7 separate regions of the Homo sapiens genome follow, and regions 2, 3, 4, 5, 6 and 7 are each linked to region 1. The links are chromatin loops, found by intact Hi-C in ENCODE. Cell type or tissue: Caco-2. All regions are shown on one strand.

What was found. Peaks named below come from ENCODE experiments on the same cell type or tissue, not always from the same donor. Only the 100,000 strongest peaks of a DNase experiment are listed, where the experiment ranks them.
Region 2: it touches region 1 in a loop (12-fold over the local background); 5 of 110 quality-filtered maps call a loop at or near these places.
Region 3: it touches region 1 in a loop (6-fold over the local background); 4 of 110 quality-filtered maps call a loop at or near these places.
Region 4: a loop joins it to region 1, with 5 times the contacts of the local background. A loop is called at or near these places in 9 of 110 quality-filtered maps.
Region 5: a loop joins it to region 1, with 8 times the contacts of the local background. A loop is called at or near these places in 8 of 110 quality-filtered maps.
Region 6: a loop joins it to region 1, with 7 times the contacts of the local background. A loop is called at or near these places in 5 of 110 quality-filtered maps.
Region 7: a loop joins it to region 1, with 8 times the contacts of the local background. A loop is called at or near these places in 2 of 110 quality-filtered maps.

The regions. Positions count from the first base shown.
Region 1 is chr4:70,181,539-70,185,538 of GRCh38, forward strand. It overlaps LOC105377270 (a long non-coding RNA gene), which reads right to left and starts at 3,916. Exons shown (of 3, transcript XR_938859.2): 1 at 3,847-3,916. In Caco-2, a CTCF peak has its summit at 2,298 (motif pointing left); DNase peaks (open chromatin) are centred at 1,353 and 2,323.
Region 2 is chr4:69,831,189-69,835,188 of GRCh38, forward strand. It overlaps a transcript of SULT1E1 not described here. Among named protein-coding and RNA genes, the nearest start is that of SULT1E1, 27 kb to the right of the region's middle. RefSeq lists a silencer at 659-838 and an enhancer at 1,403-1,697. In Caco-2, no CTCF peak of the experiment used is centred here; DNase peaks (open chromatin) are centred at 633 and 1,523; H3K4me3 peaks cover 1,474 bases.
Region 3 is chr4:70,266,856-70,270,855 of GRCh38, forward strand. No RefSeq gene overlaps it. Among named protein-coding and RNA genes, the nearest start is that of CSN3, 26 kb to the left of the region's middle. In Caco-2, no CTCF peak of the experiment used is centred here; no DNase peak of the experiment used is centred here.
Region 4 is chr4:70,503,576-70,507,575 of GRCh38, forward strand. No RefSeq gene overlaps it. Among named protein-coding and RNA genes, the nearest start is that of AMTN, 13 kb to the right of the region's middle. In Caco-2, a CTCF peak has its summit at 1,762 (motif pointing left); a DNase peak (open chromatin) is centred at 1,746.
Region 5 is chr4:70,557,443-70,561,442 of GRCh38, forward strand. No RefSeq gene overlaps it. Among named protein-coding and RNA genes, the nearest start is that of AMBN, 33 kb to the right of the region's middle. In Caco-2, a CTCF peak has its summit at 1,972 (motif pointing left); a DNase peak (open chromatin) is centred at 1,999.
Region 6 is chr4:69,821,872-69,825,871 of GRCh38, forward strand. It overlaps a transcript of SULT1E1 not described here. Among named protein-coding and RNA genes, the nearest start is that of SULT1E1, 36 kb to the right of the region's middle. In Caco-2, a CTCF peak has its summit at 1,684 (motif pointing left); a DNase peak (open chromatin) is centred at 1,700.
Region 7 is chr4:69,981,944-69,985,943 of GRCh38, forward strand. No RefSeq gene overlaps it. Among named protein-coding and RNA genes, the nearest start is that of STATH, 12 kb to the right of the region's middle. In Caco-2, no CTCF peak of the experiment used is centred here; a DNase peak (open chromatin) is centred at 2,178.

The DNA.
Region 1 (4,000 bases):
AATGTCTAAAATTATTGTGAAAGACAGTAGTTTCCTGTAAAAAATTGATCATAATAAATTTTTAAATTGCAATACAATTATCGAACTCAGTGTTTCTGCAAAGAAATTAGTGGTACCTGGATGCAAAGCACAAAAGAGAGACTGATTAACAGGTCTCAATTGTGATTAAAATCATCAAGTAATTATGGAAAGGAGAGGCTGATCCACTTCAACAATGGAATGGAAAAGCAGAATAATTCACATTAAGAAAAACATTCAAATATGATATCTGAAAAATCCCTTCACTTCTCTCCAATTGTGTCACCAACGATTCATGGATACAAAGGAATTTTCATATAAAAATTTATAAAAAATACTTATTATATTGTCGAATTTCAATCCCTGCAGCCTCTTTGTCAGCTCTATTTCTATCAGTTCCTCCTGAAGAAAGAGCAAACCCTCCAGTGATGGCTCCAGAAAGATCTCAACAGCAGCTTTCATCCTCCAGCACTGGAAGGAGGGTGATGTGGGGAAGAGAGCAAGTTGCTACTGTAACTTTCTGCAGTATAAATTTTAAATACATGTAGCACTTGGAAGTCCTATTTTATGGGCCAAAAGATCTCAGTTCCTTAGCCTATATGCATGCATCTGTTTCCCAGACATTTAATTGTCTTAATTATCTCCCTGAGATTTTCTATAAATCCTCCACACACTTCAAACTACACATCTAGACACAGTAATCTAAATACCTGGCATTTACTTAGAATAAAAGTTCCCTTATTTCAGGAGAGTTGTTCTTTAACTCCAACAACTCAACAGGTCAGGAAAATGACAATACACAAAAGACAAATTTCAGTGATACCAGCTCCGGGAATAATTATAAAATGGTTAAAAGCTGTCTGTAGTGGTCTCGGGTTTATAAACCTGTTCCCATCTACCACAAAATCTTCTCACTGTCTTCCTATTCTATTCCTATCTATACCTGGTCCCTCAAAGGTACCTTAACAATATGAATGACCTTTTACAAAGCACTCTTTCTAGGGCAGCCTGCACTTTCATCTTCAACCTTTTGAAATTTTAAGTCTTTGGCACTTATTCATTTAAGTAAATGTTTAAGCATTTCTTTTCAAGAAAAGGCAGCACATTATCAGAGCTCAAAGCCCTAACATAAAACGACTGTGTTTGAACAGAGATCAAAAGCTCTCATGAAAATGAAATCACTCTTTTCTGGGGAAAATCTTGGCATCACTGAGCAAGTGATAAGCAGAACACATGGATGAAAAAAAATTTGGCCTTTGAAATTACCAAACTACGTAAACAATTGGCAAAAATACAGTTCAATCATGCCTTTGGGGATGTACACATTTGGCTGGCCTCTGGTCTGTCCTTTTAAGCCCTAGTGCACCAATAATAGCATTGTCCCTGAGGTACCTTGAGATGAATTTAATTCTGACTTTTCCTCCTGTCTTTGTTTCCTGTGACTTTTCTCTGGTTGGCAAACAAAGTGTCTCTGTTCTTGTTTGTGAATGTCTGTATTGATTTCTGTCATCATACTTATTTTCCTTGTACTAAACATTAATCCCTGGTACATACCTTGAGTGAACTTGTCCTTTGTGGTCATAAATGACCTGTTAGTCTATGCCCTTCTTAGTGGAATTCGCACGGAAGCTGGATACACCTCCTAATGTTGTCATGAGGGTTTGGGGAATCATTTTGTAAGTTTCTGAGTTGGCACTAAATTTCTATTGGTATTTAACATTAAAAAACCTGTACATTAAAAAAATGCCTAGATTTTAATTGATTCCCACTATGGATTCCACTTATATTTCATAATGTATAGGCATTACTTAATAAACAGTAACAGTCAGACAAATAGCACCCATCCATCACATATTAGATTTAATAATTGAATTTCAACAGATAACAGAGCTCTTCCGGAAGAAGTAGTTTGAATATTCTCTCATTTTTACACTTCCAAACTTTACTTACAGAGAAACTATTTGAGATACATACACATTTGTGAATCCCAATAGACACCATAAGTACAAATCTACCCAGCATAATTTCTCCCTTAGCAATAGGATCTGAAGCCTTTCAGATTTTTTCACCAAATCCAATTAGCTAAGATTAAGTTTGTGTTATCTACAGTATTTGGAGATGTATTTTCTATGGTATGAATCTAGGACTTCTGTAAAATTTAGGATGCTGCATGATAAATACGCGGTTTTGTTTTTTTTTTAATTAGAAAAAAAGAATAACACTGAAGGGGAAAAAAACACTGAATATATGTATAGCTGATGGAAAGAGCGCCCTCATGTGGTAATGCACAAGCAGAGCTGGATTGCATTGAAGTTGTTGAAAGTTTTACCAAGTCATGGGGCCCCCCTTGTGCCCATTTCAGCCATTAACATGGTTTAGCCTTGAAAATCCAACACACCACAACATTCTAAGTAGCTACATACCATCAGTTATGACAGGCACTTAAGATAAAACTTTAGTTCCTTTAATTAGCCGCAAACATTTAGGGAAAATATTCAGAAGTAATCAGATTCAACTGTAACTTGTAAGATTTTTTCAAGTTTCTGATTTCATATTTCATTGTTTTTTCTTTAAATGTTAATGTTTCTATGTGAAAGACTTCATTGTCCAAAAACAGGCAGGTAAAATGAAAAACTTAATTCTGCAACAGTAGCACATCACCAACCATATATAACCCCTTTCTTGCTCTCTCTCTCTCATTCACACACACCCATAGAGAGACAGGCACACACACAAGCACACACACACACACACACACACGGGTATCCTTTCATTTAGGGACTTTCTTGTCCTATTATCTGTAGTTCATTCTTACCAAAACCATGTAATATTTATTCTACCATCACCCCATCAAGTACCTATATACAAATGAAGCCACACAATTTGTAAACTTGACTGGCTCTATACGTTGTTCATGGAACAGAGGATTTTTCATCCTAAAGTAAAATTAGTGACAAAATATATATAGCCTATATTCATTAATAGAAACCCTCAAGTAGCTGTTACAAGAGTGAAATTGTAATTAAAAATCATAAAGTTTTGACAGTACTGCAACTACCATTAAATTAGCATGGCTCATGTAAGTGCTGAGATATCAACAACCTTACGTCTCAGGTTATTGAGATTATTACCTAATCAGAGTTATAAAACCTGAAGTTCAAAGAATGACTGGGACTGGTCGCTGATTGATAGTTCCAGAAATTAAGCCCCTTGCATTACGAAGCACTGAGAGTTGAGAGGTTGAGATGAATGAAGTGGGCATATTAGCAATATTAAAAATAATGATAGATATAGCTACTATTTAATGAGTACCCACTATATGCCAGACAGTATACAAAGTACTTCTTATAATGTGTTTTAATTCTCACAATGGTCTCACAAGGCACATGTTAGTCTAATTTTACAGATCAGAACATTAGGACATGGAAAGGTTAGGTAGCTCTCTTGAAGTACTACAGGTAATATATTACAGAGATAGAATAATCTGATGCCAACATAATATACTGCTTCCCACTGGAAAGTAAGATGGAATGAAAAATCCTAGGAAAAAGCTTTAGTAGGATTAAGGGAGAAAAATAATTTGGGTGGAGTAGAAGGAAGGGTTGTGGCAACGGAAAAGGTGAAAGTAAAAATCAGTAAACTTACTGAGATCTCTGATTCCATTTTTTTAAATTCTATATAGTCAGAATATATTTATTCTAGTTGTCCATAAATTCTAGTTTCTAATCTGTATAATTGAATGTCAGAATTGGAAAAGCCAATCAATAAATCCCTCTTCTATGAAATCAATAATTTCCTCAAAGATGTCAATTGACTTCTAGATCTTACCGTTAGTAAATGGCAAAGTCAGGATGGGAACATGGTTGGGCCCTGTGCTCCTGCCACAGCACCAACTCAGTGGCCCATTGCATTGGTACCCTGCCTTCACATTTGCCTTAAGTCTGTCCATGGCACTGCTGCCAGAGTGATTTTGCAAAAATAC
Region 2 (4,000 bases), 350 kb before region 1:
ACCTAAGGAGGATGAGGAAATTCTGTTTCCTCCTGAGGTGCCTGTAAAACTCGTTTATCTTGCCTTTCCTGTAGCTTTTTCTTTTTCTCTGCAGCTGCCAGCATGGCTGATTTTACTTTTGGGTTCGGCTGCTTGGGCCACTAGTGTCTTACAATATGCTGCCAAACAGGGTTGCAACCATGCTGGTCAGTTTTATATAATATTGAGGCATGAATTGATATAGGGGAATTGGTCTGGTTACCCTTGCTGTCCCCCGACCCTGGTCACCACCTTAAATGCCCGGCCTATTGTCTCCCTATCTATAATATCCTCGGCCAGCCAACTGACACCAATAGAGGGCTATTCTAATTCACAGAGAGTTCTCAACCTTTGGGGGGTCAGTTTAATTCCATAATCCCCTGAAAAAACTTTCTTAAAATTATTTAACGTACATTCCAATGGAGTGGGTTTCAACAACTGTCCCCACATTTCCTCCCTTTACGATGTGCACTCGCTCTTTCTTTTCTGACCGACCAGACCGTCTCCTATTACGGGAGTTTTCAGATGCTGCTTAGCTAGGAGAGTTCCTTATTCCCACCACGGATGCTGCAGCCAGGGGGCAGCTCCTATTAGCCAGATGTGGATTGTCACTAGCCCAGGTCGGTCCCACACCGCTCGGAGCACACAGTCCACACTAAGAGATCTGTGTCTCCCCACATTACTTCCTGCGTTAGTCCCTCCCAGAACCATCTCTCACGCAGTTTCACACACTTCCCCTCTCCCAGTTCCCTTTTCTAACTGACTTAGCAATCCTCTCTCACATACCATGTCAGTTGGGGTATAAGTTTCATCTGAATTGCAGAGCCACTCTCACCTCCAGCCTCTCTGGGTCAAATTAGTGGTTATACCTCGGGAGGTGATCAAGCTCCTCTTCTGTCCTTACGGGACAGGTCCTGCCTTGAGCCCCAAAACCTTACCACAGTTCAGTAGAGCTGCTTCTGGGATTGTCCTGTAACCCCTTCCAGGTTCTGTTGCACTGTTAGGGGAGGGGCGCCGGAGAAGCAGGAGAGCCGATCTCCCCTTCAGGTTGAGGTTCTCCCAGTGGCATGCTTGGGGTAACTGATCTCCCATGGCTGGGAGCCCCAGACCCACAGGCAAAGGAGACAGCCAATCTGTCATCTCTCCCTCCTGGCTGGCGCACCAGAAATGTTGCAGAAAAATCAGGAGGGCAAGAGAGACCTCGGAGTAAAGCAGGAGAATCTTTATTGAGTGCACTCAGACACAGCAGACTCAATGTCCAAAGACTGGGCCCCGAACAAAGACAAGGTCTTGCTCATATACCTACTCCTAAGTGGTGCGAAAACAAATGTACAGAAACAAGACAAAGGCACTTAATCAGGCTATGCCAGGCATATAACTCAGGTTTAGTATACCCCTTACTATGCAGCCCAGATGGTCATTATCTGGGTTAGTTCAAAGTTCAAAGGAGTTTCACAAATACTCATCTTGCGACCCCCCCACCATGGCGTCCAGCTGGCTGTAAGCTAGACCTGCTCAGGCACGTCTGGTGACCTTTGTTACACTGCTTAGATGAAAAAGCAGGAACCTACAATCATTAACTATAGGGAAAACAAGAACTCATAACACTTACAGAGCAAGGAGCAAGATATAGTTACATAGCAGACGGCATGGGATTCGAGGGGGAAGTTTACTTACACTAAAGGAGAGATAGGAGAACTTATCTCCTCACATCTCTATATTGAGGGAGTGCTGGGAAAGTCTTCAGGGCACATCCCTTTGAGCTCTGGCCCTTAGATAACGTTATCAAAACTTTGCCTGTTACTGCCTTTGAAATGAGTCTGCCTAACACAGGCAGCTTGTTTTATTTTTTTCTTTTAATTTTTATTTTGCTTTTCTTTCTTTAATATCCTGCCTCACTATATGTGCCTAAGTACAAATTATGGTTCTGCAATTTATATGGAACCCTAGGCATGATACTTGGTTTCCTCATCTAAAACATATTATGATGTTTTAGATGAGGGATATGATACCAGTCAACATTGTTGATATGAGGATTAAAATGTAATAATATGTAAAATACCTAGTTTCATGTGGCTGCATGGTGTACACTCAACATCTTAGCATGAAAATTGTTTTCAGGCATAGAAAGCATCTCTAGTATTACAATAGAGTGGCCAGAATAGGCATGCTTTTGGAATACAATGTAATTTCCTAATAACAGACTTCTTACTTGTACAGCTAACTTAGGTAGAATTTCCACGCATGACTGAAATTGCTAAGGAACTTACTGTCTGGTTCCTTCATAAACAATTGAAGGCAAGTATCAATCTGAAATTCTGAGTAGTTTCTTATGCAATTTATACCATGCCAAGAGGTAAGTTGAGAAGCTTTGCCAACAAATAAAGGGACAGTGAAGAACATCAAAACAGATTATAAGCTTAAGTAGCACATGCCTTTTCTTGCCATTTTCCACTAATAATTTACTGAATATTAACCATAGGCAAAGTACTACCAGTTCTCTCCACTCTTTCACACTTTCACAGTCAATCTACTTGTAGGAACTTATATTCCTGCTGTTTCTATTGCTTTTCCTCCCTTTCATGGCACTAACCCATGGAGACATTGATTCTTCTCCCACCATCTCACTACTCCACTATCATTTGCAAATAATTCTATGTTAAAAGCCATCAAAGAATAATCACATTTGTTGTTAAATTTAAAGCCAATACTTTCTTTTTAATTGTATTTGCCTTCCCTATAGCATTTGACCATTTTACCACTCCATCCTTTGAAATGTTCTTTGTAGCTTAGCTTTAGTTGTACCAGTTTCTTCTGGTTTTCCTCCTTTATCTTGAAACATTTTGTTTTGGGGGATTTGTTATTAGTGACCTCATTTTCTTCTGCCCATTCCCTACATATTGGTAATTATCCAGATCCTACTCCTTCCAAGCTACAAGCCTTCTTTTCTGATAATGCTACACTTTCTCCTATATCCACTTCTACATTTAAGTCTCCTGAGCTCCAGGTTTGTATAGTAAGCTGCTTACTGGACATCTTCCTTAGATATCTCATAACATTTCAAATTTGACACATTCAAAATTGAATTCATCATTGTATCCATACCCTGCCTCAAACAAAGGGAGGAAAAGACTTCTATTTTGCTATTTTTGTCAATGACAGTCAGGCAATATTATAAACTATAACCTTGTCTTCTCTCACTTCCTTCATATTGCCTCTATTAGTCACCATGACATTTTCTGATCTATTCATGTAAACCATCACTTCAATTGCCCACTTCTTATATTCAGTGTTCATCTCAAGCTGCTGTCTTCTTTCAATTGGATAACAACAGCTTCTTAACTGCTTTATCCATTTCTTCTAATAAATGGTCCACTCTTAGGCCAGAGTGATCTTGGTAAATCACCAGTTTGTGAGAACCAATGAGTTAATTCACCTGTTTTATTCCTCTGAAGTGCTTAAAAAAAGGTGTCTATCACAGTTGTAGTAGTAACAGTAGCATCAGCAGGAGAAGAAAGTATAGAAGGAAAAAGAGCAGAAAGATATCCTTATTATAAATCTAATCCAGTGGTAATATTAATAGTAGGATCATAAAATTTACGTAAATTTCCCAATAAATATCTTGCAGTCACAGGGAAAATCGCTGTTTCTATTTCCTCATTTCTATTTCGCCCCTCATTTTCTGACAACATGGATCCTCTCCCTATACTTATCATGATACTCCACTGAATCTGCTGGTTACAAAGCTGCTGAAGAATTGTTACCATATCAAGAAGTCAAAAATTTTATATTCTTTATTAATGCTCTCAAGTTTCTTTACTATCAGGCATATGCATAACTCCATCCTTACCTCTTACTTTCTGCATCACATATTCTGAATTATATTACCCTAAACTCTTTTACCTAGTCCTTCACACATATTTTTCCCTCTGCCCAGAACATCATGCTCCATTATTGCCCAGCTGATTGCTAACTGTCCTTC
Region 3 (4,000 bases), 85 kb after region 1:
AAATACAACAGGTATTTTTCCCTAATAATGTAAAGAAAAGGAGAATTCCTATAATTACAATTTATAATTGAGAAAGAAGAATTTTTGCAGTACTCTCAACTTTACCTTTGAAACAATATATTCCTGCTTCTTAGGAAATCTCAGATTCATACAGATAAAACACGTAAACAGTTACACTTAAGGAAAGGGATTAAAGTATCATTAATAATTAACAGATACCTTGAAAAAATCTTTGTGGTTATAAAAATATACCTAAAAAATAAGATTGAATGTCACAATAATAACATACAAATATATGACATCATAATTTTTCATTGATCTCCACTTATCTCTTTTATGCAATAGGATTATTCTGAAAAGGCACATCATGCTTGTATATGAACACTGGGCAATAGTCAGCATGCATTTTGAATACAGATTTTGAAAACCAGAGCTCATACATACAGTCTATATAGAGACTAAAGATTTCCGCTTCTAAAAAACACAAAAAAATGTAGAAAATATCTTTGAAATAAACTTTATTTAAAATCCTTTATATAGACTTAAAATACATCTCAATTATTTACACCAAATTTCAAAGTTTATTCTAGACAAGTTATGAACTTCTAAGAGAGCTAGATGATTGAAACAAGAGAAATCAAATTTCTAACAGAATAAAAGGAATTTTAAAGTTAAAATGGCATTACTAAGAGAATCACATATGAAGAATCAATGCTTATCAAAGAACTGTCACTTTATTTTTCCTTCAAGAAATATTAACAATTAAAACACAAGTAATCACATAATTGTTCATTTTTCCCCTCTTTCCTAAGAAAATAAAAGTAGGAAGAATAGAACGTGTTCTTGATTGTCTCATTAAGATTCAGCTAAAAATTCTCGTAGTGGCTCACACCTGTAATCCCAGCAATTGGATGACTGAGGCTGGCAGATAGCTTGAGCTCAGGAATTTGAGCCCAGCCTGGGTAACATAGTGAAACCCCATCTTTACAAAATACAAAAATTAGCCAGGCCTGGCCAAGCGCGGTGGCTCACGCCTGTAATCCCAGCACTTTGGGAAGCCCAGGCAGGTGGATCACGAGGTCAAGAGATCAAGACCATCCTGGCCAACGTGGTGAAACCCCCGTCTCTACCAAAAATACAAAAAATTAGCTGGGCGTGGTAGCGGGCGCCTGTAGTCCCAGCTATTCCGGATGCTGAGGCAGGAGAATGGGGTGAACCCGGGAGGCACAGCTTGCAGTGAGCCGAGATCATGCCACTGCACTCCAGCCTGGGCGACAGAGCGAGACTACGTCTCAAAAAAAAAAAAAAAAAAAAAAAAACAAAACAAAACAAAACAAAATTAGCCAGGCCTGGTGGCATGCCAGGAGTCTCAGCTACTTGGGAGGCCGAGATGGGAGGATCCCTTAAGCCTGGGGGTTCGAGGCTGCAGTGAGCTATGATTGCGCCACTGCAATCCACCCCGTCTCTAAATAAATAAATAAATAAATAAATGTAATTCTCAGTAAAATCAAAAACCATTGATTCATTCCTAGGAATCTGAAGATCTCAGACACTTAATCTGTGTAGGTAATGCCAGAGTCTTTGGAAATGTCTTATTTTAGTAGGTTCGTGATTTTTTTCTCTTTCAGGCAGGCATTAAAATATCGTGATATGTATTTGATATATAGCCAGTCATTTTGATTGCATAAACTAGTTATGTGAAGAAAAGTTAAGAAATAATATTCAATTTGGTTCAAGAATAAAATAATCATGATCTCTTAAATTAAGCATTCTCTTTAATTAAGGATATTTTCCCCCCTTTGAATCAGCACCTTCAATGAAATTGTACTTTTATCGGCAAAATCGTATAAAAAAAGTATAAAACTTGTCTTGATGAAAATTAAGCTTTGATTATCATCAGAATAGTTATTTAAAATTAAATACTATTTGCTTCTAAAAAAAAACAAGAATTTAACTGAGGGGGCACTCAGGATTATCTCGAGGTTTATTTAAAATTTCTCAACATAAGTTATGTTCTCAACTATGTGTGTATTAGTAAGTTTAGCATTTTTCCCCTTATTGTTTTTATATCAAATCATGATTCTGTAGAAATGCTCTCAGAGTAGAATCAGGAGTGGCTATTGGAATATCTAAATATGTATATGTATATGTATTTTCACACACACGGAAATACACACATATATATGCAAACATTTATGGGCACGCTTGATATATAAAAACAAACAAGTCATTCCATAAAATCTCTTTCACTTGAATTATTATAAAAAGTCAATAGTTTTTATAGAATTTAAGACGGCTGAATGCTTTGCCACCATTTCCTGAAATGCCTAATTCTATGGGCAAAGGTGCTTATATCACTTTTGTTTTGCTTTTGGCTTCTGATACTTCTTTTTCCATTATATGTTTGTTAGGTTTATCCTTTAGCGTTCTAGATTTTTCCTCTGGAGATATGTGGTATAAATTGTTTTGCATATAAATATAACCTAGGGTTGTTCCAGGAATTTTTGCTGATTCACAGGAAAAATATCTTCTAATTCTTTATGGACCAATTGTGAACATTTGAAATAGAGATGATCTGATAGTGTAATATCACTAGCTTATACATAGCCTTGTTTAGTTGTCTTTAAGAAGACAAATGCAGAACAGAAAGAAAGCGTTAAACCTTAAATATCTTTTTATCCGACACTTTAAACTCCTCTGTTCGCTATATTTTAGGTATATATAATATATCTTATATAATACATGTGCATAATTTAGATATAAATTTATTTTTTAATCAGCAGGGACGAATAATAAGAAACGTTTAGAGCACGATTTTATCCAACTTAGTGATCCTTGTCTTCAAATTTAACAGGTGGACTCATCATTTGCTCTTTCCTGTCCTCTCAGAAATCATATATCCTCAGTGCAATAGGTAAGAAAAGTTAGATTTCAAATCCTCATTTTAAAATATTAAATATACTTTGCTTCTCTTTCACTAGACATGAGAAAAATCATCAAACCAAGAGCTCCCTCTTTAGGTGATTATAAACGTAAACAAGATGGCTGCTTGTTTCTGAAGCTCTCAGATTACCTCAAAGGTTTTAAATTTTGGGGTGGTGGAAGTTCACCTTATGCTTATGCAGTTACTTCAGCACAATTTAGTCAGCAAAGAAACAAAAACAATAGAAAAAATATAGTAACATTATAAGCTAATATATCATAATCATAAGAATAGCAATAAAATTACTTATAAGTAAATAAAAAATATACTTATTTACCACTTAAAGATAAAGGAAGTAAGGAAAATAAGAGAAAGCTTTATGAATAATATATTCATTGCAAATTATTTGTAGTAATGATAAACTGAAAACGACCTATCAATTAAAGAATGGATTAGAATCTGTCCTGTAGAATATCCACATGGGATGACCGTAAGTCATTAAATTTATATTTATAGAAAGTTTACAATAGAATTCCATGCTTATATAATATTTGGGGTATAAAAAACATAATATATAATCTATAATACATAATTTAATACATATTAAAATAACATAAAAATATAATACATAATTTTTGCATAATCACAACTATTAAAAGTCAAATATAATTAGCTAAACTACAATTTTTTTAAGAAAGTTATCAAGGTAATGAGATTATAAGTAATTATTTTTATTTTTATTACAGTTTTTTGAGTTTTCCAATTCTACCAGTTTTACTTTGAGTTTACTTTGAAAACCAGAGAATCAATCTTTAAGATATTTAATGTTTCTTGAAATTTATTAACTAATTAAATTATTAATTTAAAATAACTAGAAGTAGGTTTTCAAATGTGTAAAAATTGACACTTAAAACACCTGTATTTTTTTAATTATGTTTCGCCAATTACAATAAATACATTAACTGGGAGTTGCTTAGAAGGTCTTGTTCTAATGAGTAAGAAATTATTTTATAAATCTGGTAAACTAAAAAAACCATTTAAACCATGTTGAGCTTATAAATTATTTTTAACTGTAAG
Region 4 (4,000 bases), 320 kb after region 1:
GGTTTTGTCATGTTATGTTGCCCATGCTGGTCTTGAACTCCTGGGCTCAAGCGATTGTCTCTCCTCAACCTCTCAAAATGCTGTGATTACAGGCATAAGCAACCACACCCAGCCTAGTATGGCTATTCTTAAAATGATAAGAGGTAAGTGTTGGTGAGGATGTGGAGAAAAGGGAATCTTTGTGCACTATTGATGGGAATGTAAATTAATACAGCCATTATAAAAAAACAACATGGAGATCCCTCAAAAAATTGAAAACAGGCTTGGCATGGTAGCTCACTCCTGTAATCGCATATTAGCTAGGCATGGTGGCTGACGCCTGTAATCCTAGCACTTCGGGAAGTGGAGGCGGGCAGATCACTTGAGGTCAGGAGTTTGAGACCAGCCTGGCCAACATAGTGGAAACCCATCTCTACTAAAAATACAAAAAATTAGCTGGGTGTGGTGGTGCACACCTGTAATCCCAACTACTCGGGAGGCTGAGGCACAAGAATCACTTGAACCTGGGAGGCAGAGGTTGCAGTGAGCCAAGATTGCACCACTGCACTCCAGCGTGGGTGACAGAGCAAGACTCCATCTCAAAATAGATAAATAAATAAAATATTAATTAATGTAAAATAAAAATAAAATCTTCTAAAAGAATTCACTTAAGCCTCAAATGCAGCATATCTACACTCACAAAAAAAGTACATTTCAAGGGATAACGTGCTTTGTGTTTCCTAAAAGGTATTCCACAGAAGAGTAGTTGCATGAAAATAAATTCTCCAATCAAATAAGTTTGAAGTATCTTAGACAAAACCCATTCATTGATGGTAGGACCTGTGAGAGCCTTGAACATGCCAAGAAGCAATGTGAATCTCCAAGAAGCTTTGCAATATGCAGCCTCTCCCAAACTTATTTGACTATAAACACCTTTTTGGAGGGACCATTAATGGCTAAAAAAGGAAAGATATTACAGTCAATTCAATGCACACTTTCCATAAACTAGCACTCTGACTGGGCACCTGAGCTACATTCCTCACCCACAAGGAGGCTTGGTTCTATATGGAAACATTGAAAAGTCAAATTAAGCAGGCTGTTCTTGTGGCTCTGGGCTTTCAAAGCAAAGAGCAATTTATGATTTAAAGTTCCTAAACAAATCAGGAATCCTAAAATATGCTTGAGTAATCTCCCCTGATTTTTTTTTTTTTTTTTTTGGTAAATTTTCTGGTTTAAACTTTTTGGAGTCAACTCTGTTCACTACCCAGATTCATAGGAATGGAGGTCCTAGAGAAAAGTTAAAGGAGATGGCAGTGCCACACTCGGAAAGAAAATGAGCCACGCCAAACTCCCCTCTCTCCTTCACTAGGTCATATGGAGTGAGTGGCTAAACAGTGCCTGGACATAGCAAGACTCAGTAAATATACAGTTGAATTAACGGATCCAAACATCACATTTACCATAAAGAGTACCTTCTAAATAGGTCTCCTATCGATTTTTTCTTCTTGTTTACACTTCCATTCAGTTAAAAATAAATAGCATAAATTTATAATCAAGGAGTTCCAGAAAATTTGATTTGAAGTAAGTCAGAAACTGTTACAGAATATTGATTAAAAAGATGATCACCTTGCAGCTTCAGCATCTTTTTAATTTGCAAACATGCCTACCACTATTGGATTTTTTCACTTTTTATAGAGAATTCCCATTTTTGGCGAAGACAGATATGACTTCAGAAAAACCACCTCGCCAGTCCCACGGCGTGGCCTTGACAGAGGCACCCTCTGGTGGTGGCCTCGCTGAAGTGCAGACACTGTTCTTGACTGGTGTTTGGTTTACTTGGGTTTGTTTCCTGGCTTGCTTGCTTTATTATTTTATTTGTTTATTTTGTTTGAGAAGCACCGAGTCTCCTTAAAAGGCACAATCTTTAAAAATCTAAACATGTGGAGTTTAAAAGCAACAGCAAACATCACACTGCATCACATCTTCTTAAATTGCTGTGACTCAGGATTACTGCAATCTCATTTTTTTACTAACTGTATTACTAATATATAATAGCACATACAGAGAATACAGAATAATACAGACATGCTAAAAACAGAACAACATTGTCGTCAGCAAAAGACTTAAACAAAATAATAATACATTATGCACACAATTTCTGATGATCAACTACCTTAGAAGTGAAGCTCACTCTTTTAGGCTATAAGCAGCAGGTCACATATCCTTAATCTTCCAAGGCAAACCTGTCAACCCTAGGAACTACCTGAGAGTAAATAGTACTTTACCTTGGCCAGGGACTATGGAAAACAAGGAACAGTAAGTAGCATCCTTACATAATTTCTGTGGACAAATACAACAACTTTGTCAGATAACTTCCAAAATAGTACTTAAAGAACACTTGAATGTTTTACCTATCTTCTCCACTTTATATCAGTGATGAGCATATATTAGCAATAGTACTCATCATTGCTAGTTCGATTTTATTTCTCCATTGAATTATACATGTAGAAGTATACATGTAGAATTATACATATATACTGAATTATATATATATATACACACACACACACACACACACATATATACATATATTTGCTGGCTACAGTTTGAGCCTTGGAAGGAGTAACATTCCATTTAGGGAAAGAACTGCTTCTTTATTTAACTGCTTTTGATTATGCAAAGATAGAATTGATGGGCTATCTGAATATTGCGATATGAGAAAACAAAGGGCAAAATAGCTGTACATATTATGTCAGAAACATTATAATTTCCAGCTAGTAGCATGAATGATAGAGAGAGGGTGGGGATCTCAAGTCAGGTTATATAAGCTGCTCCCAGCCCCATCTGAACTGTGTACATTCTCTAGTGAATTGTTGAGCTCCAGAAATACAGGATTCCCAGGAACAACTGACTGGTGGTGCTAACTGTTCTTAACCCACACGTGCTAAGAAAACGCAACTGTAATCAAGAACTGGAGAACCAAGAAGCTATAAAGGAAGGATGGAGAAAAGCCCTTCATCTTTTGTGAAGAAGTAACCTTTTGTTGCTTAAAGCCACCAACAAAGTGACCTAGTGAACATGTCCTTCCCACAGACACTACTCTACTGTCAGCTTAGCTTTGGGTCTCAGTTCTTAAACAGAAAATTAATATTAAGTATCCACTAGGAGCCAAGCATGGTGCTAAGTGTTCATAGACATACAAACTGTCAACTCTATAAGGTGAAGATGAAAATGCCAATTTATAGATGAAAAACTTAAAGGTTAGCAACGTTCCTTAATTTGCCTGTGACTTTCCAGTCAGTAAATAACAAAGTCGGAAGTGAAGTGTAAACAGGTCTAATTCTAATTACAGTGCTGTTTCCACCACACCAAATGCCTCATTCATTCATTCGATAAATATTTTTCAAGAATTTTCAACCATTATGTGCCAGGCACCAAGACAGTAGTGGAAAAGACTATGCCCTTATTTTCATGAAACTTGCATTCTAGCCAGGAAGGGTGCACAATATGCAAGTAAATAATATATAAGCAAGGTTATTAGAGGTGGTGATTAGTATTTTGAAGGAAATAAGCAGCATGATGTGATGGAAAGTGACAGAGAGCACTTCCTTGGGCACTAAAGCATGCTGGGAAAGGGCTCTCTGAAAAGAAGACATTTAAGTCAAGTCCTACAGGTTGAAAAGGAACCAGCCAGACAAACATCTCGGAGCCAAAGATTTCAGACAGAGGGAAAAGCAAGAGCAAAGGCCCTGATGCACTTGAGGAGAGCAGAAAGGAATCCAATGTGGCAAGAACATAACGAGCTACAAGAAGACTAGTACCAGAGAAGGTTGACAGAAACGAAATATTTAAGATTTTGTAGGCCATAGTAACAAGTTTGTATTTTACTCAAAATTCAATAAAAAGTCACTGGAGATTTTATGTAGGGCAAGACATTATCTGATTGACATTTTATATAGGGACTGGATAGAGAGGGAACTTCAGGGAAATGTGAGTGGAAGCAGGGGACTAGTTAAAAAGC
Region 5 (4,000 bases), 380 kb after region 1:
AGGGAAGCTTTTACACCATGCCAAACAAGTGACTACTACATGACTGCCGAAAGTCATAAGCTTACATTCTCAGATCTGATCAAATCTGTCTTTAAACCATTACAATCGTAAGCACATTAAAATTTTGACAAATTATTCTAGATGCTTTAAAGAAGTCAAATAGTGGGCATACTGCAGAGTTGACATTACACACATGACATATTTGAAAATGCAGGCTGGGCACGGTATCTCACGCCTGTAATCCCAGCACTTCGGGAGGCCGAGGCGGGTGGATCATGAGGTCAGGAGATGGAGACCATCCTGTCTAACACGGTGAAACCCCATCTCTACTAAAAATATAAAAAAATTAGCCAGGCGTGGTGGTGGGCGCCTGTAGTCCCAGCTACTCGGGAAGCTGAGGCAGGAGAATGCTGTGAACCCAGGAGGCGGAGCTTGCAGTGAGCGGAGAGCACGCCACTGCACTCCAGCCTGGGCGACAGAGCCAGACTCCGTCTCAAAAAAATAAAAAGGAAAAAAAAAAAGAAAATGCAATTCTCTTCCCCTTCCCCCAAGTTTCTCTTTCTTCATCCTTATTTTTGTTAATGGTTCTACCACATTCCACATTACCAAAGCTCATAACCATCGTGACCCTTTATGCTTCCCTCTTCTCCTGCCCATCATATTCAATCAGGTGCCAATCCTCTCCTTGTCTGCTTCAACACCCTGGTGACATTGCAAAGAACATTAAGTAAGAGCATTTACTTGGAAAACAAACTTGACAAACTCTCTAGCATGTCATAAAAATTAAATAAAGATTGACTATAATTATTATTTATTGCACTGTAAGTTTTCTGGCCTGTAAGAAGAGCAAGAGAATTTTACATTCCACTTTCACTTTCAGAAAGTGTTGGAAAGTTTCAGGGAGGAAGGAAAGAGTACTGGTCAATAACCTGCTCTGTGTCCTTAGACAACTTAACATCTCAAAGCCTACATTTTGAAATCTGTAAAACAGTGATGCTAACTAATAATAATCACCCTATCTCAGTGCTGTGGAGGATAAAATGAGAAATGAATTCAAAGCTGTTCTGCAAAATTTGAGCAATATATACTTATAATTTCAATTCTCTTTTTAAAATACAAAGTGAAAATAAACAGGTTGGACTACGTGATAGGTTTAAGATAAAATTCTAGCCGGGCGCAGTATCGTGCCATTGCACTCCAGACTGGGTGACAGAGCAAGACTCCGTCTCAAAAAAAAAAAAAGATTCTGCAGAAAATATAATCTTCACCTCACAGGAACAATGCTTTATGGACCTTGTGACAGTTAAGGTGTCACAGCAGATAGCCAAGGCTGCTTCTGCTTTCTGTAATGAAATTATCATTCTTTACAAAAGAAAATCTGAATTACATTTATATTTTTTATTTCTTCTTTTTCATGAAGATGGTTAGGGTTGCAGTCATATGCTATGAACTGAATCAGGATGAAAAGGCATAGTTAAACTTTTCATTTTGTAGCATAAACAGTTTTTTATGTTTTAACCTTTTATGTGGGAATAATTTTAAACTTACAAAAGCATTAGAAAGATAGCACAGTGAGTTTCCATACACTTCAAACAGCACTTGGAATAATGCAGTAAATACAAAAATCCCATTCCTTGAGGAGCTTACATTCTGTATATGATGTATCTAAAAATAAAAATAGATATACAGCCAAATGTGAGCAAAAGTTAGTTCTGGGCAATTTTTATTTTCTCCTTTAAACTTTCTGGTATTTCCACATTTCAAAATCAAATAAAAATAGACACTTTCCTCTAATGTATTATTCACATGGTGTCAAGATTAGTTAGCACTATAAAATTAACCTTATACTGGAAGACTTAAATTAAGCCGTCTTGACAATTTCAAATTCATCTGTTTCCTTTTCTGACAGTTGAATTTCTGTAGCTAGAAACTGTCTCCTTTCCCTAAGGTCCCTAATTGTAAGGTGGACCTTGAATGCCCTCTGCTGGCCAGACAACATCAGCAGAAAAAGACAGTGAAAAGAAACCAAGAAAAATCACAGCGCAGTCACCATTCTCTTTACACATGTATTTGTCCCTCATTCTTTCATTCAAAAGACACTCACTGTGTGCCTATTATGTGCTAGACACTATAGCTGGAAATACAAAAGATATAAGATGTAATCTCTGTCCTTGAAATCACCCTATACTTTTTTCCAGGAAATTACCAAGTCTCAGAAAATTTCTTGGGCCTGGGACTCAAGAAAAAGCACCAACTCTTGCAAGAAAGGATGATTGGTATGTATTTATGCTGGGCTATGAAAATAACTTCTTTCTCCATGAAAATCAGGAAAATAACATCTATCTATGAAAGGATACAATATCCTTTGGAAGATACTGAACATTTAAACTTCAAATTTCCATAATACACTACAGTCAGTATACAGTAAGAGACCTGACATTAAAGGAGAAAAAAGACCCAAGAACTTGAGTACAAATGTGGTCAGTTGTCCTCAGAAAAGTTAGGTACATTCTTGGTTCTTTCCTAACTTAGACATGATTTAAATATTCACATCATTGCAAACTACAAAATTTCAGAAAACAAAATTCTAGCAGACATTTCATTTCTACCCCCATTATTACACAACTAGTAGTTATCTGCTTGATGTGGTGAGCAAACATGATATTCCAGGAATGACATCCCTAAAATAAACATTGTCTACAATTGATACTTTAACCAGAAATGTATGGCAGACAGCTGGGATTTGAGAGCCGCTTAAACATCTACTAGTGGGTCAGTACAACTTGCAAGCTCATTGTTTTTTGTTTTGTAAGTTTTTTTCTTTTGCTTTGCAGTGAATGCAGCAGGACTCACTGTTTTTGTATCCAAGGAGTTTGATCCTTTTGAGCTGTGGTAGTATAAAAATTGCAGAAACATGAGAAACTACAAAGGTGTGAATTTTACAATAAGACATTAGAACTTTCCAACCAAAGATTGAAAGAACTTTCAAATCTTTCCAACGTAGATTTGAACAAAATCTACGTTGTCATTTGTCTCCACCAGTTGGCTCCACCCAAAAAAAGACCACATCACTCTTTGCAAATCCACTATAATGAATTAGTTTAACAGTGTATCTTCACTTAGCCCAAGCTTTTTTCATTGTTGCATAGTAATAGGACTTCATAATAAAGATCGGACACCCCTGGGAGGAATTTTGGCAACTTTTATGAGCATGTTTGTCAGTGCCAATGATTTGAGGTGCTATTCATGTGTGCTACTAGATGTCTCATAACGCATAGGGAAGAGCCAGACTAGGAATATTTGGTTCATACTCGGCATGACTTTCAAATGCCCCAACAGATTTTCATGCAGGTAAATAAAACAATTTGTTTATCTGAGCCTATAACTAATTCTTATTTATCTATAACACAATATATTTTTTGCCCAATGTTAACACAAGCAAAATATTTTAAGCTCATCTCCTCATCTTAATCATGGGAAGATTGTACTTTGTTTTTGTTCAAACTTTTCCAAGAGTTCTCTACATTGTGGAAATGTCCCTACAGGCAGCACCACTCATGGCATTTGAGCCAATAGCATATACTTATATCACTGGCATTTGTAGCTGATGCAAATACTTCTCAGTAAAAAATTGAGACACCATTAATAGTAATTGATAGGAGGTCAGCAGTTCGAGAACAGCCTGGCCAACATGGTGAAACCCTGCCTCTACTAAAAATACAAAATTAGCTGGGCATGGTGACACATGCCCATAATCCTAGCTACTCTGGAGGCTGAAGTAGGAGGCCTGCTTGAACCTGGGAAGTGGAGGTTGCAGTGAGCCAAGATCGCACCATTGCACTCTAGCCTGGGTGACAAGAGTGAAACTCCAGCTCAAAAAAAAAAAATTGTAATTGATAGACGTGAAATGTAATGATCTCATCGCATTTTATTAATGTCTATTATTTTAATTTTGTGGCATAATGATAAGAAATCTTGAAATTGCCTCTTGTTCTTCAGT
Region 6 (4,000 bases), 360 kb before region 1:
TAAAAGCTCATAACCATTACATTGAGGTTTGATAATTAAATCAACAGATATTATAACTGACATATCAGAACTATATAGTTGTAATAGTTAGGTTGTTGTTAATTATGTATAGTTGCTCACTTGTGAACTATCCAGATTGAATAACTTGGAAAAGCAAGAATGGTCCTTCTATGCTCTGGATCAATATTAATCTAGCTATAGCAATGGAAAAGAACAAACATTTATACATTACTTTTTATTAAACTAATATCAATTAGGTTTTATGTAATTATTGTGATATAATTAATTCCCTCAACAATTCTGTTGTTGGTAGACAATGAAACAGATCAGGGTAACTTATTCATTTAATCCAACACCAACTTTTAAGGTAGGTACTATTATTACCATTTCACAGGTAAAGATACTGAGGCTCTAAGTTAAACCATTTGCTTAGTTTGCAGGAATAATAAATAAAGGAGACATTGGTGGCTCACACATGTAATCTCGGCACTTTTGGAGGCCAAGGCAGGAGGATGACTCGAGGCCAGGAGTTCTAGACCAGCCTGGGCAGCATAGCAAGACCCCATCTCTACACAAAATACTAAAAATTAGCCAAACGTGATGGCATGCACCTGCAGTCCCAGCTACTCGGGAGACTGAGAGGCTTAGGTGGGAAGATCATTTGAGCGTAGAAGTTTCAGGTTACAGTGAACTGTGACCATGCCAACCTGGACCCTGTCTGTAGAAAAAGAACAGAAAAGGAGTCAAGAATTACTCTAGGTTCTGTACTGCAAGATTTTTACTACTTTGTTATGGTGTTTACTGTCTACAATCACTTTTATTCATCCCCATCTTGTTTTATGGTCACTTAATTACATGGTTTGTCTTCTTTCTAGACCCTAAGTTATTTGAATGTGGAATCCATTTCTGATTTAGCTTTCCCCCTCGACCGTTGTATTTGTCATAAAGAACTGCTGTACATGGGAGATGTTTAGAAGAATATGTATTGCACAAATAAAGAAAAAAGTGAAAAAAAATGGTCCTGCAAAATTAATGTAGAGCAGAGGATAATGTTTATTTTACTTTTTACAACAAAATGGCCCTGAAAGGCCGTGCTGAGTATATCCATAATTCCCTGTGGAATTATGATGTGGTATGAGGAAATACAGCAGTTGCTTTGGTGCTATTGCTGCAGAAAAATCAGGAGGGCAAGAGAGACCTCAGGGTAAAGCAGGAGAATCTTTATTGAGTGCACTCAGACCCAGCAGACTCAACGTCCAAAGACTGGGCCCCAAACAAAGACAAGGTTTTGTTTATATACCTACTCCTAAGTGGTGTGAAAACTAATGTACAGAAGCAAGACAAAGGCACTTAATCAGGCTATGACAGGCTGATAACTCAGGTTTAGTATAGCCCTCACCATGCAGCCCAGATGGTCGTTATCTGGGCCACTATTTCAGGTACAACTAGCCTCCCATTGCAGAATTTTCACCATTCTCCTTCAACGTAGCTTCCATTTTCCTGAGCAAACTAAGCTCTTTCATTTGGAGTGTAGCTTAGGGTCTCCGAGAGGGGGATCTCTGGGAGGAGAGGCATAGTTAAGGCTTCCTCTTTAGAAGGTGGAGTCATCATTGCAGCCCACTTTGCCTTTGTGTCTGCCTTTCTATTTCCTTTAGCCTCTAATGTTCCTGCCCTCTGGTGCCACCTACAGTGCATCACTGCCACCTGCTTTGTGGCCCATACGGTGTCTAAGAGCTGTAGAATTTCTTCCTGTACTTTGTTTATTTTCCTCCAGCAGTTAAAAGTCCTCTTTCTTTGTAAATAGCCCCATGAACATGCCAAGTGGAAAAGCATATTTAGAGTCTGTGTAAATATTTGCCTTTCGGTCTTTTGCTAGCTGGAGAGCCCTTCTCAGAGCTATTAGCTCTGCTATCTGAGCAGAAGTTCCTGTAGGCAAAGACTGTGCCTCTACTACTGAGTCCAAAGTCACTACTGCATACTCCGCTCAGTGGACCCCCCCTAGAATGAAGCCGCTCCTATCAATAAAATATTCAATGTCCGGGTCCCTGAGGGTCTGATCTGTCAAATCTCTCTGGCTTGAGAACATTTCATCTACCACATCCACACGGCAATGAAGGGCACTTCCTGGCACTGACTCATTGGGGAGCAAGGTAGCTGGGTTTAGAGTATTCACAATCTCTAAAGTTATTCAGGGATTTTCATATAAGAGCCCTTGGTATTAAGTCATTCTCGGATTTGATAACCAATGGTACCCCCTTTGGTCCATCAAAGTTACACCTGAGTGCGGTACCTGGATTGTCAGTTGCTGTCCTAAAGTCAGTTCATTAGCTTCCTGTGCCAGCAGAGCAGTGGCAGATAGTGCCTTAAAACAAGGAGGCCATCCAAGTGCCACAGAATCTAACTTCCTGGATAAGTATGCCACCAGGCAGTGCCATGACCCTATGACTTGGGTTAGGATCCCTATGGCCATTCCTTTTCACTCATGGACATAGAAAAAGAAAGGCTTAGTTAGATCTGGCAGCCCTAAAGCTGGAGCCTGAGTCAAGGGTCCTTTGATTTCTTTAAAGGCCTTCTCCTGGTCAGTCTCCCAGAGGAGGAGCTCCTTTTTTCTCACTTTGTGGCTTCACATAATGGTTTAGCCATGAGCAAGAAATTTGGGATCCAGACGCAGCAGAACCCTGCTGCCCCTAGTGAGAGGTGAAGCCAGCCGGGGTTCTTGGTCGGGTGGGGACTTGGAGAATTTTTGTGTCTAGCTAAAGGATGGTAAATGCACCAATCAGCACTCTGTGTCTAGCTAAAGGATTGTAAATGCACCAATCAGCACTCTGTAAAGCACACTAATCAGCACTCTGTAAAATGGACTAATCAGCACTCTGTAAAATGGACCAATCAGCACTCTGTAAAATCACCAATCAGTGCTCGGTAAAATGAACCAATGAACAGGACGTGGGCAGGGCCAAATAAGGGAATAAAAGCTGGCCACCAGAGCCAGCAGTGGCAACCCGCTGAGGTCCCTTTCCACCCTGTGGAATCTTTGTTCTTTACCTCTTCACAATAAATCTTGCTGCTGCTCACTCTTTGGGTTGCTCTTTCGGGTCACTACTTTTAAGAGCTGTAATATTCACTGTGAAGGTCTGCAGCTTCACTCCTGAAGTCAGTGAGACCGCTAACCCACCAGGAGGAACAAACAACTCCAGATGTGCCACCTTTAAGAGCTGTAACACTCACTGCGAAGGTCTGTGGCTTCACTCCTGAAGCCAGCGAGACCATGAACCCACCAGGAGGAACAAACAACTCCAGATGTGCCACTTTAGGAGCTGTAACACTCACTGCGCAGGTCTCTGGCTTCACTCCTGAAGCCAGCAAGACCACGAACCCACCAAAAAAGAAATTCCGGGCACATCTGAACATCTGAAGGAACAAACACACAATCTTTAAGAACTGTAACACTCACCGCGAGGGTCTGTGGCTTCATTCTTGAAGTCAGTGAGACCAAGAACCCACTGAAAGGAACCAATTCTGGACACATTTTGGCAACCGTGAAGGGACAATCACCAAGTGGTGAGTAGCATCAGACCCCTTTCACTTGCTATTCTGTCCTATTTTTCCTTAGAATTCGGGGGCTAAATACCAGGCACCTGTTGGCCAGTTAAAAGCAACTAGCATGCCTGCTGGACTAAAGACACGGGTGTCAGGCTTTCTGGGAAAGTGTTCTCTAACAATCCCCGACTCTCGGAGTTGGGAGCATTGGTTTCCCTGGAACCAGTTTCTGCTTTTCCTGTACTTCTGGGCTGAGCCGAGTGTCAATAGAGAGGAAAGCCATTCAGCTCCGGGGTCCCGACAACAAGTCGGTTGACCCTGCAGCCATAAGCGAAACTCTGAAAGTCATGTCGCCTAAGTGAGACTCGCCCATCTATCCTATCTATCCTGACCCTTGCCTCCTGGGTCCTAATGCCTGTCAGACAAACTTCCTCTTGCCTCTCTTCTCCGAGGCTAGTCC
Region 7 (4,000 bases), 200 kb before region 1:
TAGCATAAAAACTATTAACTACTTCACTCTTTCATAAAAATCTACATTTTTTCCAAAGAGGAAATCTATTGTGTTCATCAGAGCTGCATAAAAGTCTGTGAATATACATCAGTCTAAGAACTTTTCTCCCAATTGGGAAGAGGTAAGACATTGGCAATAATGGTATATGTATGTACTAATGTAAATTATTATTTGTAGATGTGTATCTACTCTTTTTAGTAAATGTTTTAGTTGAAAATATAAATGATTTTTTCTTTGATAGTGTCATTTTGGTACATAAACAGTAGGAATACATTTAAAACATTAATACTTTGTATTAATGATGGTGAAAATTTTTTTGGTTTAATGCCATGAATAATTCAGTTAAGCGAGGTTTATTCTTGCATGGCATCACTAGTCATCTATCTTCCCTAATTATTTTAAGTAACAGAAACCTTGCCATTGAGTGGGTTGCGTTATTGTAAGCAAGTGTTTGCCAAACTTGCCATTTCAAAAATTTACCATTTCATTCCCCACTTACGCTATATTTAATGATTTTTAATTAGTACTATTCAGTATGTTTTAAATAGAAAGTTTATGTAATCATAATCCAATCACAGGTTTGTTATGCAAGTATATGTACATTTTAAAAATAATTATTAATATAAGCATACAATGCAACTTCATGTACTGCATAAAATCATCTTGTACTTTTATTTGTTCATTCACATACAGAATATTTATTAAACATGTACTACATGGGGGATATTATTCCAAGGCACTGCAGATACAAGAGTGTACAAACTGAGGAATTTTCTGACATTACAAATAGCAATGTACATTATTTTTAAAAATTGTCTTTATGGTGAAGAGAAAAGATACTCTTTAGCAAAACATAGGGAACAGTGGGTTTAATTCTTCTTTGGTTTCTCTAGGGAAACCCCAAGAGAAAACCTATCTCAAAACCTATCTGTAATATTTTTTGTATGATTTATAGGCTAGATCCCTTCTCAGTTGTACTGAATTTTTTCCATTAAGATTTCTCTGCCAAATGTAAGGTGTTTATCATATTTATCATCTTTTTTTCTGGAAGCAATTAACATTCAAGAGCTAAAAAAAGAGAATTTATTGATTTTCCTTGATAAAAGTCCTTCCCTTTTACTTGTTACTCTAATAATTATGTTCTTAATATAAGAGAAATCTAAAGTCGTCATGACACTCGATAAGTAATACTGAGGTCTCGATATCCTCCAGACCCTGGTTTTGTCTGTCTTTCTTTTTTAAAATTCATTCTGAAGCATTCTAGCAGCACATCTAATAAGGCAAGATTTATTTCAAAATCAAAGAATTAATTAATAGAGACTAGTGCTTATTCCTATTATTTTGTGGTACTGTGTAACACTGCTAATTTTCAGCTAAATCAAACTTGCAATTAGGAAAAAGTAGTGCAAAAGTTATTACACACAAAATCCAAGTCATTTAGGGGGCTGAATGTGGCTGTCAGAACTATAGTGCATCAAGGAAAAGAGTCAAATTCTGTAAAATGTATAAAAGGTTTATATTGAGCCAAATATGAGCGACCAAGGCCCGTGACACAGCCCCAAGAGGTCCTGAGAATACGTGCCCAAGGTGGTTGGGTAACAGCTTGATTTTGTACACTTCAGTGGGACAGAAGTTACAGTCAGACATTGATCAATACATGTAAGGTGTACATTGGTTTGGTCCTGAAAGGCTGGATGACTTGAAGTAGAGGAGCTTCCAGGTCATAAGAGGATTCAAAGATATTCTGATTGGCATTTGGTTGAAAGAGTTATGTTATTATCTACATACCTGGAATGAACAAATAGGAGTGTCTGGGTTAAGATAAGGGGTTGTGAAAACAACATTCTGCAGGTAGCAGTCTTTGGAGAGAATAGATGGCAAGTGTCTCTAATAATACCAAAAAAGGTGAAAGACTCTCAGTCTCTCCTGGATCAAAAAAGACCTGAAAAGGTAAGGGGATTCTCTGCAGAGTGTAGATTTTCCCCCACAAGAGACAACTTTACAGGAGAATTTCAAAATATTCAAAGAAATATATTTTTGAGTAAAAATACTTTGATTTTTTTTAAGGAAAATGGATGTGCTGTGTTCAAGAATAGGCCAACTCAAACAGGTAGTCCAACATGAGTCAGCGAGTTTGGAGCACAGGCACACAACTCTAACCATTATGTAACCTGTTTGTGTAAGCTCATACTTGGCTCTGAGCCACTATTTTCTTTAAGGAGTATAACTGTCCTGCCAGAAATGGGGAGAGAGAGAGAGTAAAGCTGCTGATGCTGTGAAGAGTGCTGCTGCTGCTAATGTGCCTGCATGCATAAGACAGCCAGCCAACTTGGAGGCAGACAGGAGAGATCAAGGAAGTGTCATGCACTCCAGAGAGTGCAGCTGCAGTTGTGGCGGCAGCAGAAGCTGCAGAGCTGCTGCTGGAACAGGAGAGAGAGAGTAAAACTGCTGATACTGTGCACAGGGCTCTCAGAGAGAGAGAATAAGGCCATGTCCCAGCTACCTACCCTCCCCCAGGTGTTCTTTCAGCTACCCACTACCCCTCCAACCACTCCCCTCGGACCTCAGCTCGGGCTATAACCTGACAGATTTCTTTCAGGCCTGTTATTATACCTGATGTGATGCTATTCTAGAGTCAGATTGGAATTTGGTATTTTATTGTTACAGACTGCTTTGTCAGTCTTGAGATCTCTGTTTTAATCGTAATGCAGGTCAGTTTTGCCTGAATTCCAGAAGGACAGGAGTGTAATGGGGTATGTCTGACCGACCCATTTTCCTATTATGGCCAGAATTACTTTTTCAGGTTTACTTTGGAATGCCCTTGACCTAAAGGAGGGATCCATTCAGTTGGTTGGGGGGACTCTTAGAATTTTATTTTTGGTTTACAAGTGTCAGCAGGTAATGTTTTTATTTTTTACTTCACATTTTTTCCCTACTCCTTGTCAATATATATCTGAGCTCTGTCTCCAGGCTTATACCAATTGATGGCAATTGCCTTTACCTGGTCACTTTCTCAATATTGAAGTAGTAAATCAGTTGTTGGTAGGCCACTGACACAAGAAACACCTGGAGTAGACAGACGTAGCAGGATGCACCTGCACCCCAGAAAGGGATATTCCAGGAGGGACCCAAAACACTGTTCTGGGGCACAGCCTAAGGGCTTCCTATGGAGAAATTAGTATTCACACTTTAACTCTCCTTCAATTTGGAGTAATCTGAGACTCAGAGGCCATATATGGCTAGCAACTGTAACCTTAGAAAGGCTATACATTTTAGCTCTACCAGAATATTTTTTGCTTATTTATCTGCCTGCCCCCCTATGGACATTAAAAGCTCTGATAATGAAGGTTTTAACTTATTTAATTCTTAATAAATTCCTATATTGGGTAAATTAGGCCTTTATTTCTTATTTTATTATTATTATTTTTGAGACAGAGTCTCGCTCTGTTGCCCAGGCTGGAGTACAGTGGCGCAATCTCGGCTCACTGCAAGCTCCACCTCCCGAGTTCACGCCATTCTCCTACCTCAGCCTCCCGAGCAGCTGGGACTACAGGTGCCCGCCACCACACCTGGCTAATTTTTTGTATTTTTAGTAGACATGGGGTTTCACCGTGTTAGCCAGGATGGTCTTGATCTTCTGACCTCGTGATCCGCCTGCCTCGGTCTCCCAAAGTGCTGGGATTACAGGCATGAGCCACTGCGCCCAGCCTAGGCCTTTATTTCTAAGTAGGAGTGGTTTCCAGTAACTGTCAGAAGTATTTTGAAAAGTGTTTTGTTGCAAACACTGACGTGTCAGTGAAGTAAACTTGCTTCTTATTTTCCTTCCAAAAGGAATTTAAGAAATAATTTGGGTTGATTATTGTGAAATGGGAGTGTTCCCAGACCCCCCCTTGCAAGACCTGTGACAGGTGTGTCTGTTCAGCCACCACGCCTGCTCAAACCTCTTACAGAAGGGGAAGCATGCAGATGGGCAGGTACA